Linked DNA regions of Homo sapiens: region 2 is linked to region 1. A link is an interaction called in ENCODE POLR2A ChIA-PET data of the cell type or tissue named here. Cell type or tissue: PC-9. All regions are shown on one strand. Links, peaks and the distances in the headings refer to the core of each region. The heading gives the core; the rest is flanking DNA. Region 1 overlaps ADPRHL1 (ADP-ribosylhydrolase like 1). Region 2 has its middle 16 kb from the start of MCF2L-AS1.

What was found. ChIA-PET counts read pairs that join two places held together with the same protein. Peaks named below come from ENCODE experiments on the same cell type or tissue, not always from the same donor. Only the 100,000 strongest peaks of a DNase experiment are listed, where the experiment ranks them.
Region 2: POLR2A ChIA-PET joins it to region 1 with 6 read pairs; 2 of 35 experiments call an interaction of 5 or more read pairs at or near these places.

What each region holds. Positions count from the first base shown.
Region 1 is chr13:113,448,001-113,450,804 of GRCh38, reverse strand. All of the region lies in intron 1 of ADPRHL1 (ADP-ribosylhydrolase like 1), which reads left to right. Among named protein-coding and RNA genes, the nearest start is that of ADPRHL1, 4.1 kb to the left of the region's middle. RefSeq lists an enhancer at 1,287-1,646. In PC-9, for the core only: no CTCF peak of the experiment used is centred there; DNase peaks (open chromatin) are centred at 1,404 and 2,034; H3K4me3 peaks cover 2,500 bases; H3K27ac peaks cover 2,357 bases.
Region 2 is chr13:112,951,591-112,954,394 of GRCh38, reverse strand. It overlaps a transcript of MCF2L not described here. Among named protein-coding and RNA genes, the nearest start is that of MCF2L-AS1, 16 kb to the left of the region's middle. RefSeq lists an enhancer at 540-1,257 and a silencer at 2,366-2,660. In PC-9, for the core only: no CTCF peak of the experiment used is centred there; no DNase peak of the experiment used is centred there.

The DNA of each region.
Region 1 (2,804 bases), core at 164-2,663:
TCATGTTCCATCCTGTACACCTGGCTCTGCCTTCTAGATAGCAGTAGTAAATTAGTGAAAAATTAGTACTATCAGTACTAATAGTCCCTGATATGCAGAAATAATGGCATAAGCTGTCTTTCTCTCTGTCTCCTCTCCCTCTCTGCCTCGGCTGCCAGGCAGGGAAGGGCCCCCTGTCCAGTGGACACGTGACCCACATGACCTTACCTACCATTGGAGGTGACTCGCATTCTTTACCCTGCCCCTTCTGCCTTGTATCCAATAAATAACAGTGCAGCCAGACATTCGGGGCCACTACCGGTCTCCGTGCATTGGTAGTAGTGGTCCCCCGGGCCCAGCTGCCTTTTCTCTTATCTCTTGTCTTGTGTCTTTATTTCTACACTCTCTCGTCACTGCACACAGGGAGAGACCCACCGACCCTGTGGGGCTGGTCCCTACAGCTTACCCCTCTAGAAACCAAAGCAAGCAGATTTTTTTCAACTCACTAAAAATCAAAGTCGAAATTTCACTTAAGTTTATCTTTGTTCTTTAAATAACAAATTGTAGCCTATGGAAGGGGGTCTTTAAGCTGTGTTAACAATGGTGAGGGCTGGGCACAGTGGCTCACGTCTGCAATCCCAGCATTGTGGGAGGCCACGGTGGGCAGATTGCCTGAGCCCAGGAGTTCTAGATCAGCCTAGGAAACATAGCAAGACTCCATCTCTACAAAACGACAATGGTGAGTGCTGACTCCACAGCACTTCTGTACCAGGCATTGTTCCAGCTGCTTCACGCATGTTATCCTCCACACATGCTCCTCACATCACCGTGGAGGCTGATTTTATCACAATCTTACAGGAGAAAAAATTGACATACAGAGAGGTTCAGGCGCTTGCCCAGTGCCACACAGCCCAGCGAGTGGCAGAGCTTGGACGGGAACCAGAGAATCTGGCCCCTGTGCTCGTAAGCATCCTCCCTGACTGCTGAGATCACGGTGGCCTGCAGGTATCCTAACAATTGCAGTGTGCAGGGGCTCTTCAGCATGCTTTCCAAAGACAGGCAGACTTTTACAAATGGAACTACGTTTGGCAGCTTTAAGTAAGCTGCACTGAAAAGTCCTTCACCCCACGAGCCACGGGGCTGTGTGGTCTGGCAAACCCTGGCTCTGCTGCTAGAGTGAGCACAGGTCTGAGGGTCGGGGCAGCCTGTGTGGCTCCCTCCTTCCGGGTGAGCCTCTCTGAACCGGGCTGCCTCCTTCCGGGTGTGTCTCTCTGAACGGGGCTCCCTCCTTCCGGGTGAGCCTCTGAACAGGGCTGTCTCCTTCTGGGTGAGCCTCTCTGAACCGGGCTGCCTCCTTCCGGGTGTGTCTCTCTGAACGGGGCTCACTCCTTCCAGGTGTGTCTCTCTGAACAGGGCTGCCTCCTTCCGGGTGAGCCTCTCTGAACAGGGTCCCTCCTTCCGGGTGTGTCTCTCTGAACAGGGCTCCCTCCTTCCGGGTGAGCCTCTCTGACCGGGGCTCACTCCTTCCGGGTGTGTCTCTCTGAACAGGGTCCCTCCTTCCCGGTGAGCCTCTCTGACTGGGGCTGCCTCCTTCCGGGTGAGCCTCTCTGACTGGGGCTGCCTCCTTCCGGGTGAGCCTCTCTGACTGGGGCTGCCTCCTTCCGGGTGAGCCTCTCTGAACAGGGCACGAGAGCAGACTCTGAACCAGGAAGTAGCCGTGTCTAGCGCTCTACAAGACACATAGGAGAGGTGGCATCCATGGCCCTGAAACGACAAGCCCATGTTGCCAGCGCATTATCACCAAGTCACTTGGCAAGCGTTTAGCAGGTGTGTGTGTGTGCCAGGCCTGGGGAGGGGCGGCCTCGCACAGAGAGCTCGGCCATTGCTCGGGTATGCAGCTGGCCATTCCCAGCTCCCTACCCCCACTCCCTGGGAAAACTGGGGAAGTGGCTTCCCTCCCAGGGCCTTCCTCCCTCACAAGGTCACAGAGGATTAAACGGAGCAACCAGCAAAGTGTGAGGAAGCACTTAGGCCAGTGTGGGAAGTTGGTGCAGGCCCGTGTGGCCGAAGGCACATCTGACATGTCTCTGCCCTGAGGCTCACTCAGCCAACTTCAGGGCCCAGCAGGATGGCGGGAGGTGTCACCTGGCCACAGCCTCCAGGGCACAGGGCCAGCACCTTCTCAGCCTCTCCCGGGGCCCTGATAACTGGGAGTGGCACTTCAGCTCATGGCAGAAAACGTTTGGAAACAGTTGACATTTTGCTACAAGATCACTGGATGTTAGTATTTTGCCTTTTCTTTATTGAGACATGGGTTGGGAGACTCAGGCACCATTTTTTTTTTTTTTTTTTTTTTTTTTGGGACATAGTCTCACTCTTTTGCCCGGGCTGGAGTACAGTGGCGCGATCTCGGCTCACTGCAACCTCCACCTCCTGAGTTCAAGCGATTCTCCTGCCTCAGCCTCCTGAGAGGCTGGGCTAACTTTGTATTTTTAGTAGAGACGGGGGTTTCACTATGTTGCCCAGGCTGGTCTCGAACTCCTGACCTTATGATCTGCCCATCCCAGCCTCCCAAAGTGCTGGGATTACAGGTGTGAGCCACTGCACCCGGCCCCTCAGGCAGCTTTAGAAACTGATTTGTCTTTCAGGAGACCAGACAGGGAAGACAGGAGACAGGAGTGGAGTGTCCCAAAGGAAAGAGACCCGGGGAGAAGCCCAAGGGTAGCAGCTTTGAAAATCTGTTTCTCGCTTAAATTCTAACCTGAAAAGACAATGCTGTTTGTGCCATTTTGTTTTATGGCTTCTGTTTGCTTTGAAAAGGCTAA
Region 2 (2,804 bases), core at 281-2,780, 500 kb after region 1:
GGGGGTGCTGCCTCCTCGAGGTTTCAGGAAAGGGTGGTTGCCTCGGCCACTTTCCAGCCCCAGGAGGTGTCCTGGAGCAGGGAGGAGGGGTGTGGACAGGTGAGAAGGCTCAGCTGAGAAAGCCCAGGACAGTGCTTGGTGGGCAGAGCTGGGCACACTTTCTCTTCCAATGTGGCTTTGTGTGAGGCCTGGAAACAGGAGTTCCAGGGAGACAGAGCAGGCCCCAGGCTCCAGGCCACCTCCCCTCTCCTCGGGTGACAAGACAAGTGCATAGCAAGTCCCAGGATGAGTGCACATTCCACAATGGCCTCACCTCACTTCGCAACATCAGGCACAAGATCAACAATAAAATGACATTCTGAGGGCAGTGGTGCACAAGCCAAGCCCAGCATGCCACAGCGTTCTCAGAGCAGACAGTTCCGTTGGCCACACAGAGACCCTTTTCCCAACCTAGACACTCATATGCGACCTGGAAACATGCAGGGGGAGGAGAGGTGAGGCAGCGAGTGCCCACAGCAGGGCCCTGGCAGCCTCCTCGTCTTCCCTGCCTTTGCCGTCTGACCCAGCCCCTACCAGGTGGCTGAACGCTCCTGTCAGGCTGGGGTCTGGCTGGGGTCAGGCTCAGCCCCAGGTCTGCACTTCCCCTGGGCAGGGAGGGCTCTGACGCAGGACCAAGGCAGGCCTGGCCTCAGGTGGCTGGGAACCCAGGTCAGCTGGGGGCAGACAAAACATAGACTGAGCTGGTCTCCTGCCCAGGCCTCTAGAACCACCGGCCACAGGTGAAGTCTGCAGGCAGGATCTTTCCCACCCCTGCTTTCTGCCTGACCCTTGTTCCTGTCTCTGCAGAGGTAAATTACGTGGAACAGAGCAGGCACTGTGGTCTTCGAGCTCCCAACACCCTTGGCAGATCTGTGGCTCCGTGCATACCGGTTAGCTTGTTTTTGAGAGGGGAGCGGACACCATATCAATTCAGCACCAGTGACCACCTCTCACCGAGGAGCCCCTCCCCGCAGCTGTGCTGTTGTCTGGGCCATGTTCCCTGGGAGCTCCTTCAGTGAGAAGGGGGCCAGGCAACCCCACCCACCCTTTGTCCATGGGGGCTGGAGGAGGAGGACGCCAAGGCTGACACAGTTGTCAGATGGCCAGAGCTTCCCCACATTCCTACAGAAAAGCAGACCTGGAAACGTACCTTCCAGTTCACCAAGAGCACACCAAGTAAATACTGATTCCAAAACACGGCTCCAAGCAAGGAAGGCCTGTATTTATTTAACTCTTGAAGTAAACAGAGGCCATTCCATTTCACTCTCTCCAGGAGGAGTGGGGCCCAAGTCCAGGCCACAGGACAGAGGATCACCCAGAAGCAGCAGCCCTCGGGCCCATCCCATTTAGACCTTCTGAGAACCAACTGCCCCCCGTGTAAACAGTCCATTCCAAAAGTGGGCATTTAGTGTCGCCTGCTTTGTGGCTGATCACACGGGGCGCCCCGTGTTCTCTCTGGCCAGTGGCTCTGACATTTTGATGGAGAGGAAGCTGGAACAATGGACACCCTGGGACCATAAAACGCTAGGTTTTGGGAGCTCCAGCACAGTGAAACCTGAGTGCTGATGCAACTGATGCTATGTTCCTGCTCCACATGACTCCAGTCCCAAACAGCAAATGCTGGGGACATGCCAGTTTCTAGTTAGCTGGTGTTCATTGCCCTGTTTAGAAATTTACTAATAGTAATGCATTTACCCTTCATTTTATTGCTTATTTTCAACTTTCAGATTCTCCCCACCAGATATGCCCCAAACAATCCACAAACTATTGAAAAGATAAGGAGAAGGAAGGCAAAGTTATTCAGATTCTAAACCCTTGGGGTCCTCATTTTGCCAAGAGGATCCGGTGACTGGTCTGTGGGAGACCCAAACATTTGAAGAAAACGGAGATTCCTCCTCACCTCTCCTTTAGAAGGAGGTGGTTGGCAGGAAACTGTGATGCAGCAAGTTCACGATCACATTGGGATCCCCAGAAAACAAACCTGCCACTTGAAGCATCCCTGGGCCACCCACACCCACCTGGCTGGAGGGAGGGGTGGGGCTGCAAGGTCTCTGAGCCTGAACCAGAGGAGGCTTCAGTCCAGGCTCACAGAGAGCAGGAGGGAGCCCGAAGCACAGTGTAGCCTGCTGCCTTCCACCTCCCTCTGCCCGGCTCTGAATATTTAAACACACCCGATTCAACCTTAGAACTGTTAACTTATTCAAGCCTTAACTGGGAGGCAGTGTTTCAAAGGCTCAACACCAAGGTCACTGAAATTGAATTAACCTACTTTGACATCTATTTAAACTTTTAGATCTGGACCTGCAAATCTGAAGCAAATATTGATTTTAAGTCAGTCAAGGTCATAATTCCCTAAAAGGAAAGCCCTTTTCCCTCTTCCCACTTCACGTGATTCTACATATTGGTAAAGCCCTTGTAATGCGGTGCGTGTATGTGGGTTTGTTGACAGAGAGTGAATAGGTGTGAACTGATTTTTCTTGCTTTAGATAACTGTAGGTTCACATGCAGTTGTGAGAAACAGTAAACAGAGGTCTTGTGTACCGTTTTCCTCCAGGGGTAGCATCCTGCCAAACTACAGCACACGACTGCAGCCAGCATACTGACAATGACGCAGCCAGACCTGGGCTGTCTCTACCCACAGGACCCTCTTGTGGCCCCTCCTGGACACACCCATGTTCCTCCCAGATCACCCCTCGTGGACCCCCCACAACCACTGAACTATTCTCCACAGCTACACTTTTGCCATTTCAAGAATGTTATGTAAA